Linked DNA regions of Homo sapiens: region 1 is linked to region 2. Evidence: read pairs that join two places in POLR2A ChIA-PET (ENCODE). Cell type or tissue: PC-9. All regions are shown on one strand. Each heading gives the region's core, and the rest is flanking DNA. Links, peaks and the distances in the headings are about the cores only. Region 1 overlaps NOCT (nocturnin). Region 2 overlaps NAA15 (N-alpha-acetyltransferase 15, NatA auxiliary subunit).

The links. Peaks named below come from ENCODE experiments on the same cell type or tissue, not always from the same donor. Only the 100,000 strongest peaks of a DNase experiment are listed, where the experiment ranks them.
Region 1: POLR2A ChIA-PET joins it to region 2 with 8 read pairs; 3 of 35 experiments call an interaction of 5 or more read pairs at or near these places.

The regions. Positions count from the first base shown.
Region 1 is chr4:139,034,810-139,040,189 of GRCh38, forward strand. All of the region lies in intron 1 of NOCT (nocturnin), which reads left to right. Among named protein-coding and RNA genes, the nearest start is that of NOCT, 22 kb to the left of the region's middle. In PC-9, for the core only: no CTCF peak of the experiment used is centred there; no DNase peak of the experiment used is centred there.
Region 2 is chr4:139,328,734-139,334,110 of GRCh38, forward strand. The region is part of intron 1 of NAA15 (N-alpha-acetyltransferase 15, NatA auxiliary subunit); the gene reads left to right. Among named protein-coding and RNA genes, the nearest start is that of NDUFC1, 29 kb to the left of the region's middle. In PC-9, for the core only: no CTCF peak of the experiment used is centred there; DNase peaks (open chromatin) are centred at 1,298 and 2,618; H3K27ac peaks cover 1,741 bases.

The sequences.
Region 1 (5,380 bases), core at 189-5,188, 290 kb before region 2:
CTCAGCCTCCCAGAGTGCTGGGATTACAGGCGTGAGCCACTGTGCCCGGCTCATGTTCTCCTACTTCTCTGGCCATGTCATTTCATGTTGTTTTTGCAGATTTCCCAGATCTCAATCTTTTGATCTCCTTTCTCTCTAACTCAATTCAGTCTTTTCTGTGCATTAACATCTCCCAATGTTTGTTTCCAGTTTGTAACTCTCTTCTGAATGTCAGTCATCTAATTGTTGAACTCCTATTTTCTGTAAACCCTGTCAAGTCTTCCTAACCACTGTAGTTGGCACCTCCATCCTTCTGGTCGCTCAGCTGGAAACTGTGGACATTTTTTTTTTAAAGAGATAGATAGGGTCTTGCTGTCACCCAGGCTGGAGTGCAGTGGCATGATCACAGCTCACTGCAGCCTCAATCTCCTGGGCTCAGGCAACCCAGTTCAGCCTCCCGAATAGCTGGGACTACCAGTGCACACCACTACACCTGGTTAATTTGTTTTTGTTCTGTTTTGTTTTGTTGTAGAGATAGGGGCTCCCAGTGTTGCCCAGGCTGGTCTCAAACTCCTGACCCTAAGCGATCCTCCTGCCTTGGCCTCCCAAAGTGTTTTGATTACAGGCATGAGCCACCACACCCAGCCTCAAGGCTCCTTTTTGACTGCTGTTTGTCACAAATCACATCCAAGTTATCAAAACTTGTTGGATCCAACTTTAGATTGATTGAGAATCCAACCACTTTCACTGCTGCCCCCCAGTTCACCCCTGCTGTCTCTTGCCTAGATTATTGTACATTTCCTCAAATGAGTTTCCTCCTGTCTGCCCTTATGTCCCTGTAGTATAGTGTAGTTTAAATATATCAGCCAGTGATATTTTCAAAATGTCAATCAGATTCTCCTCTTGAGTAGAATTCTCCAGCTGCTTCCCATCTCTGATAAAGGCCAAAGTCTAGATAGACCAGCAAGGCCCTACCCGATCTGCTCCCTCTCACTGCTTTTTCTCTGACCTCATCTCCTTTTATTCAGACTGTTCACACCACCATAATCCCCTCTGTTTATCAAGCTTGCCACGCATGTTCCTCAGGGATTTTGCACTTGCTGTTCCCTCTGCTTGGAATGTTTTATCAGTCTCCAGTGAGGCTATTTCCTTACCACCTCCCGGTCTCTGCTCAAATTCCATCTTTTGGCGAGGCCTCCTTAAGCATCGCATATCCAATAATAGCTCCCTGCCCACAAGCATTCCCTATTCTACCTTTTCCGTTTATTTTTCTCCAAAGCACTTTTCCATATATGACAGACTACACACACACATATATATGTTTGTATATAGGGTCTTGTTTGTCTCTCCCCACTAGAAAGAACAGAAGCTCCATGAGGGCAGATACTCATCTGTTTTGCTCAGTGATGTATCTCCAGGGTAGTGTCTGGTACACGGTAGGCACTAAAACCTTTTTTTTCCTAGAGAGATATTTAATTTTTTTCTCTAGAGAGACAGAGTCTTGCTATTTTGCCCAGGCTGGCCTCAAACTCCTGGCCTCAATTGAGCCTCCTGCCTCAGCCTCCTGAGTAGCTGGAATTATAAGTGTGAGCCACTGTGCCTGGCTCCAACTCAAAGATTTGACAAAAAATGAATGAACAGTCGTATGTGTCTGTGGTTTGAATGGGGCAGAAGATGAGAGTGGCTACCCATGATGGACCAAGTGGTATAGTCACAAATTAGAGCTTCATATCTAAATCCTATTTTTTCGAAGTCCTTTTCTGGTTACTCTTATCCATCCTGATTGTTTTAACCCTTATTATACCCTAGTGATTCTGCATAGTTAGCACCCAGTTTTTCTCTCATGAATTCATGAGTATTAATCTTTCCCCAAATACTTGCCAATTTTTTTAGGGGAAATATCAGCACATATTTTATTGGCATAACTCAATAAAACTACATTGGCATAACTCAGTGACTTAACAAAACTCAGAGAATAGAGAAATAAATGTAAAATTAACATACAGCAGAGAGATTATCCCAAGGACTATGGGATTGGATTAAATTAAGAAGATTAGAGTGTTGCCAGTGATGGTCCCACTGTTTAAGAGAGTAAAGTGCAAAGAAGGTGAGTAAAATTGCAGGGAGCACAGAACAGCCTGGCACAGGGGAGTCCATCAGTAAGCTGTCTAGAACGAGGGTGGATAAGTGGAAATGCCTTTCAGGACCATCTGTATCTCTGTCCTAACTTCATGCTCATTATGCAACAGACTAATGTTTCCCAGGTACTTTAGTATTAGAGGGCTTGTCCTATGTCATGTTGTGGTTAAATACTCTGGCAGTCAGTGTTGCACCAGTCCACCTTGGGGAATATCTTTGGGTTTCCTGTAAGGTCTAAGGGGACAGAGACAAGACTATAGTAAACACTTCCTAATGATTCCCCTCTACCTAGTCTCTTATTCAAAATGTAGCCCAATGATATCTTTCTCAGACGTGCTCATCTACAGTGAAACAAGTACAAAAGGGCTATGCCAATAAAACTTGAAAGGCAAATTGCAGTGTATTATTCCATACATGAGTAGTGTTATCACACCTGACAAGAATTATTCATTGTTTTTCAAATATGAGTATAGAAATTCTGAATGAAACATCCTTTTTTAATAATTACTATTTTTTTATTTTTGTAGAGACAGGGTCTCACTATGTTGCCCAGGCTGGTCTCGAACTCCTGGACTCCAGGGAACCTCCTGCCTCAGCCTCCGAAAATGCTAGGATTACAGGTGTGAGCCACCACGCCTGGCCCAAGTTTTATTAATAGGAAGATATGTGTCTCTACTGCAAACAGTAGAGCTGTTATATGAGGAACATAGATTTGAAAAGTTTCCCCCGTTCTAACCCAGATGCCTTTTCCACCTGATCTTGGAGAAATTAAGACCACGTAAGCCCTCATTTTAAAGAGAAGTAAGCAGATCTTGGCTGGTACGGTGGTGTGCACCGGTAGTCTCAGCTACTCAGGAGGCTGAGGTGGGAGGATGGCTTGATCCCAGGAGTTTGAGGCTACAGTGGGTTATGATCATACCACTGCACTCCAGCCTGGTAACAGAGTGAGGCCCTTACAAAAAACAGGCCCTTTGGGGAAAAAAAAAAAAAAGGCTGGATGTGGTGGCTCACGCCTATAATTCCCAGCACTTTGGGAGGCCAAGGTGGGTGGATCACTTGAGGTCAGGTGTTTGTGACCAGCCTGGCCAACATGGTGAAACTGTCTGTACTAAAAATACAAAAATTAGCCAGGCGTGGTAGAACAAACCTGTAGTCCCAACTCCTCGGGAGGCTGAGGAAGGAGAGTCGCTTGAGCCTGGGAGGTGGAGGTTGCAGTGAGCCGAGATCACGCCACTGCATTCCAGCCTGGTGACAGAGTGAGACTGTCTCAAATAAATAAATAAATAAATAAATAAATTTTAAAAAGTTAGGTAAGCAGGTCTAGAGAGTTGTGGCACAGCTAAATAGTCATAGAACTGGGACTAGAATTCTCTTTTGAGGCCTTAGAATTTGGTCACGCTGCAGTATATCCTGCATCTCAAAAGCTTTGTCTTCTGAGGGTGAATTTGTTGAAAACCACCAAGAGGATCTCAGGCCAAATAAGGTAGATGACCAGATTTGATAATCTGCTATTAGTCCAAAATGAACTGGCTTTAACAAGAATGTTTTCCTTGAGAATTGTAGTGAATGAATAGCCTATTAAATGCATCGCAAAAACTAGATCCCCCTAAAAGACAACAGGGAATGATAGACTATCCCATTTGATTCATCTCATATATACACAGCAGTCTCAGAGTTGCAGTGCCAGTACCACCACTACTAATTATGATCACTTAGACATAATTACTAATTATGATTGCTACTATGAAACTTATGAAAAAAGTTTAAAATTTTTAAATTGAAGATGCTTTTCTCATCCTGCCCCCTCCTTTTTTGGTGTACTACATCTTCATGTTCACTGTTGGGCCATATAGCCATTACATATTGAATTCTCCCTGAAAGTCTTCTTTAGAATTGATTTGCTAAGTAGCTCTGTGTTTAGTGCTTTGCTCCAGTTCTTACACCAGTGTTTCTGGTTGTTTTGGTCTGAAGCTTGTTCTCTAGTTCTAGATATGGCAAATTTTTTTTTGAAGAAGGCTACATATTAAATATTTAGGCTCTGTGGGCCAAAAATGGTCCTGTTAATGTATTCGTGAGTGTGTGTGTACTTAACAACACATTTTTTAAATGTAAAAGCCATTCTTAGCTTGTTGGGTGTGGTGGCTCATGCCTGTAATCCCAGCACTGAGATGGCTGAGATGGGAGGATTGCTTGAGCTCAGGAGTTTGAGACCAGCCTGGGCAACACAGTGAAGACTCCATTTCAAAAAAAAAAAAAAAAAGCCATTCTTAGCTTGAGGACTGCCAATCCTTGCTTTAGTAGATTCCTCATAAGGGGCTCATGGAGACAATATTCCAGTTTTGCTGGATATAAAATCCTTGGCTTACACTTTATGTATTTTAAATATGTTACTTCATTTTCTTCTCACATAAAACATTGCAGTTGAAGTCTGATGACAATCTGATTTTTTTTTTTACTAGACCACTTGGTGTTGGTCATTCTGGGTTGATACTCTCAAGTTTGCAATGTCTTTTTTTCAATATCTACTTTTTAAGTATTTTTTTTTAAGTTTTCTTGATTTCTTTTGTTCCCTTTCGTTGGTCTTCATCTATAAGAACTGCTATTACTCATATTTTGGGTCTTTGCTCATTTTTAGTATTTGTCACTTTCTCCCTTTTATTTTTTTTTAAAAAAAGCAATCCTTAGGTTTGACTCTGATCTTTTTCTCATTTCTTTTTAATTTTTATTGCTAATTCTTTTTGGTGTCTAATTTCTGAATTTTCTAATTCTGATTTAGGTTATTCTTTCATGTCTTGTATCTTTTTGTTTTGTTTTGTTTTGAGATGGAGTATCGCTCTATTGCCAGGCTGGAGTGGAATGGCGCCATCTCGGCTTCCTGCAACCTCCTCCTCCCGAGTTCAAGCGATTCTCCTGCCTCACCCTCGCGAGTAGCTGGGATTACAGGCGCCCAACACCATGCCTGGCTAATTTTTGCCTTTTTAGTAGAGACGGGGCTTTGCTACGTAGGCCAGGCTGATGTTGAACTCCTGACCTCAGGTGATCCGCCCGCCTCAGCCTCCCAAAGTGCTGGGATTACAGGCATGAGCCACCGCGTCCGGCCTCTTGTATCATTTTCTTTTTTTTTTTTTTTTGAGACGGAGTCTCGGTCTGTCGCCCAGGCTGGAGTGCAGTGGCGCGATCTCGGCTCACTGCAAGCTCCGCCTCCCGGGAGCCTCCTGCCTCAGCCTCCGAAGCAGCTGGGACTACAGGCGCCCGCCACCAT
Region 2 (5,377 bases), core at 378-5,377:
ATTTTTGTAATATTAGTAGAGATGGGGTTTCACCATGTTGGCCAGGATGGTCTCAATCTCTTGATCTCGTGATCCGCTTGCCTCTGCCTCCCAGCGTGTTGGGATTGCAGGCGTGAGCCACTGTGCCCGGCCTTCTTTTTTTTTTTCCTCAGACAGAGTCTTGCTCTGTTGTCCAGGCTGGAGTGCAGTGGTATGATCTTGACTCAACTCACTGAAACCTCCACCTCCCAGGTTCAAGCAATTATCCTGCCTCAGCCTCCCAAGTAGCTGGGATTATAGGTGTGCGCCACCATGCCTGGCTAATTTTTTTTTTTTTTTTTGTATTTTTAGTAGAGACAAGGTTTTGCCATGTTGGCTAGGCTGGTCTCAAACTCCTGGTCTCAAGTGATCTGCCCATCTTGGCTTTCCAAAGTGCTGAGATTACAGGCATGAGCCACTGTGCCCAGCCTTAATACTGTATTTTCATCTTTACAAATTCTATTTGTTTTTTTCGAATATATTTCATTTTCCTCTTCATTTGTTTATCCATTGCTTAAATTTTGAGCACATTTATAATAGTTGTTTTAACTTCTTTATCGTAATTCCATCACGTTTTTAATTTCTCCTGGTTATGGATCATGTTTTCCTGCTCTTAGGTGTCTAGATATTTTCTATTGGATGTTATACATTATAGGTTTTATATTATTTTACTAAATTTAACTGTCTTTAAAGAGTGGTGTTGGACTTTGTTGTGGTGCACAGTGAAGATGCTTGTCTGTCAACCTGATTTTTTTTGAGGGTTTGTTAGGGTGGGTCTAAAGTAATACTCTAGGGCTAGTGTATGTCTACTCTTAAGGAATGACCTTTTTGCAGTATTTACTGAATTCTACAGCTGTTCGTTGACACTCCATTCTGGCAAGTTGGAACTCTTACTACCATGTGGGCTGTGAGAATTGTTAAACTTAATGCGTCCTCATCATTCTTTGTCTGGCCTTGTTATGTTTCACCCTACATATGCAAAACTTAGTACTCAACAGTTTTCAACAACAGACACATGGGGATCTTCTGTGGATTTTTGGATCTCTTTCTCAGGGTGGTTTCATCTCTTGCAGAGTGCCTCAGCCTCGTTGAACATCAGTCTTTGTTAACTCTGTGGACTCCTGTAGTTTGCTTGGGATCCTTCTTCCTGTGCTGTGAGCTAGGAAGTGCCTCCAGGAGTAAAGTGGTGGCATTACTAGAGCTCATCATGTTTGTTTCCCGTTCTCATGGTTCACAGTCTTGCGCCACCTGTTAGCACCACCTGTTGAACCTGTTATTTCATATATTTTGTCCAGTTTTCTTTATGATGAAAGAAAAAGTTCAGCTTCACCTACTCCATCATGCCAAAAGTGAAAGTCACCTAACTACATTTTTATACATGTAAAATTTCAGAAAGCTGAAGGTTTTATGAACAGTGACACTTAACCCTCTTCCTTATAGGTATGAATTTTCATAAACAGCAAGAAATCAAGAATATTCCTTTTAATTATGTTAGTCTTTACATCATAGCTTCCTTTAGTGCTTTCTTATTATAAGAAAAACAAGCTACTTTTAGGCTTTCTGCTAAGTAAATGGGAACACTAAATTTAGTTACTTAGTCTTACTATGTTTCTTTGGCTACATATGATGAATGATAGCTCTCAAGTAACTGCTTCTGCTTTCTCCTCCTCTTATCCCTGAAATCACTGTGCCTGCTGAATGCATAGTTGATTGTGGGAGACAAAGAAAATATTCAACCAGTTAGGAAGCTATTGCCAAGAAACCGGGTCTGATAGGACCTACCAGAGGACAGAAGTATAAGGGAAGGAGAAGCACCAAAGATGATTGGTTTTTTTTGCATAATCGTCTGGTTGAGTTGAAGAGGGGGAATCAACTCTATCTTCAGGATGGTGAAGACTTGGTGCAGAATACATTTTGGGCGAGAAAAATCAGTTGTATTTGGATATATTAGGTTTCAGATGCAAAACAACAGCATTGGAAGGCTGAGGCAGGAGGATTGCTGGAGCCTGTGATTGAGACACTGTACTCCAGTCTGGGCCACAGAGTGAGATCCTGTCTCAAAGCAACAACAAAGTGGAGATGATGGGTATATAGTTGGTTGTAAAGCAACTCTAGTTTGCTGTAGTGTGAACTTAATTGATTTCTTCATGCTAAAATGTGAAATTTTACATTTTTATTTTTCTGTTTCTACACATTTTCTACCATGATTTTTGTCATCACTTGCATTAACTTCTTTCCCAGATTTTAAATATATTGCCTCAAAAATTATGAGCAAAATTGTTTAAAATTTATATCAATGTATTCTGGCACGAATTGTATCTTTTAGAGCACTTTTTTTTTCTGTAACAAATACAATGCTTTAAAAATAAATTTTCATGTGAAAGCATATGTTGATGTCTAAAAGTCAGCTAGCACTAAAAGATTTATGATGAAAGAAATAATGTTCCCTATTTTCTCCCATCCCCTTGCTTTCCCCCTCCAGAATCAAGCAACTTCAGCCCTTTATTTTGTCTGGTATTTGCCTTCTTGTTGCTTAGTAATACATCACTATTTCTTCTTGATACATAGCTTTTAAATATTTGTTGACCTCTGGTTTGTGAAAATGAGGACTCAGAACTTACTCATTCACACATTTGCCCACTTTCATCTTCCTCATTCCTCAACATAATTATATCACAAGTTTTTTTTTCTTCTTTCTTTCTTTTTTTTTTTTGAGACAGAGTCTGGCCCTGTTGCCCAGGCTGTAGTGCAGTGGCATCATCTTGGCTCACTGCAGCCTCCGCCTCCCAGCTTCCAGTGATTCTCCTGCCTCAGCCTCCCAAGTAGCTGGGATTACAGGCGCCTGCATGCCATCATGCCCGGCTAATTTTTTTTTTTTTTTTTTTGTATTTTTAGTAGAGAAAGAGTTTCACCACGTTGGTCAGGCTGGTCTCGAACTCTTGACCTTAAGTGATCCGCTCACCTCAGCCTCCCAAAGTGCTGGGATTACAAGCATGAGCTATCATGCCCGGCCATATCACAGGTTTTTTATAAACTAGTACAGAATGTTTACATTTTTATAACTATGCATATATTGTTCAGTATTGAGCCAAATTTGTACTAAATCCAAGTCTTATACAAGCTTTTGTTTTTTCTGGAGTTAATACCTATTATTTAGGCAGTTGACTGGTTTTCTGTAGACCTATTGCTCGTTTCCTGCAAATGTGCCTGTATTTCTGTCATGAGCTTATGATTAACATTTTCCATGTTAGCAAGCACACTAGTTCGATTTTTGCTCTTGCTGGAAACCTATTCCATAGTAGCTTTTGACTCTGCTCCACTCTGGAGTGGCTGTTCTCTAGTTCTTTTTTCTGTATTATATTCCTTATTTACTAAGTCCTATAGTGCTTTTGTTTTTGAGATACAGTCTCACACTGTCATCCAGGCTGGAGTGCAGTAGCGCAATCTCGGCTCACTACAACCTCTGCCTCTCGGGTTCAAACGATTCTCCTGCCTCAGCTTCCCAAGCAGCTAGGATTACAGGCGCCCGCCACCATGCCCAGCTAATTTTTGTATTTTTAGTAGAAACGGGGTTTCACCATGTTGGCCTGGCTGGTCTCGAACTTCTGACCTCGTGATCTGCCCGCCTCGGCCTCCAAAAGTGCTGGGATTACAGATGTGAGCCACCACGCCTGGCCCTCGATAGTGCCTTTTAAAAAATTTATCCTAATTTCTTTTAATGGCTTCCTAAGGAAGAATACATGGACACAAAAGTTTAGCTTTTTGCAAAGCTTTAAAATGTCTTTTTGCTCTTATACAGTCTTGGTATTTTGGTTTGTATGTTTTTTTTTTTTTTTTTTTTTTTTTTTTGAGACGGAGTCTCACTCTGTTGCCCAGGCTGGAGTGTGGTGGTGCGATCTCTGCTCACTGCAACCTCTGCCTGCTGGGTTCAAATGATTCTCCTGCCTCAGTCTCCTGAGTAGCTGGGATTACAGGTGGCGCCAGCAGGCCTGGCTAATTTTTGTATTTTTAGTGGAGACAGGGTTTCACCATGTTGGCCAGGCTGGTCTCGAACTGCTGACCTCAGATGATCCACCCACCTTGGCCTACCAAAGTGCTGGGATTACAAGCATGAGCCACCGTGCCTGGCCTCTTATATAGTCTTAATGTATGGGAGCAAAATGACATTTTGCGAGATTGGTTCCAGGATCTCCCTTGGGTACCAAAATCCAGGGATGCTCAAGTCCTTGATATACAATGGCATAGTATTTGCATATAACCTATGCACATCCTCTTGTATACTGTAAATTATCTCTAGGTTATTTATAATACCTAATACAATGTAAATACTGTGTAAATAGTTGTTATACTGTATTGCTTAGACATTAATTACAAGAGAAAAGTGTAAGTTTGTATAGATGCAGTTTTTTTTTTTCCTAATACTTTCTATCTGTAGTTAGCAGAATCTACGCATGTAGAACCCATGGATATGGGGCCTGACTGTACTTGATTGATGACTCAGCTGGTACAGAATTATAAGTTGAAACTTAATTTTCACTCTGACTTTTGAAGGCCGTATATTTGTCTTCTAGATTTCAACAGTATTTCATTTTTACTTTCAAATAAGAGTGCATTGCTATTCTGATTATAGATCTTTTTTATGTGACTTGTTTTTTTCCCCTCTCTGGAAGTTTTTAAGGACCTTTTTTTTTTATTTTCAGGCTTTGAGATTTCACTATGATATGTTACAGTCTGGGTATTTTTTCCGTGTATTTTGCATGGACTTTTTTTGGCCCTTTCAGCTTGAAAGCTTCAGTAAAAAGAAAACGTTCTTCAGTAAAAAGAAAATGTTCTTTAGAAAACTAGCTGGGCATAGTGGCTCATGCCTGTTATCCCAGCCCCTGGGGAGGCCGAGGTGGGAGGATTGCTTGAGTGAGTCCTGAGATCGCTTGAGAATCTTGGAGTCTGAGACCAGCCTAGGCAACATAGTGAGTCCCTGTCTCTACAAAAAATAAAAATATTAGCCAGGTATGGTGGCGTGTGCCTGTAGTCCCAGCTACTTGGGAGGCTGAGATAGAAGTATTCCTTGGGCCCAGGTGGATATGGTCGCTGTGAGCTGTCATCACGCCACTGTGCCCTGCCTGGGTGACAGAGTGAGTCTCAGTCTTAAAAAAAAATAAATAAAAGAAATTCTATACCATTTATTTTTCTGTTCTCTTTCTGCATCACTCAGTTGTTGGACTTTACTAATCTATATTTTGTTCCTTTGTCTTTTACTTCCTGTATTTGAACCTTTTGTATTTTTTATTGGCATTTTACCGAGATTTAGAAGCATATGGAAATAGCATTCTGTTGTATTTAACAGAGTAGAGAAATTTAG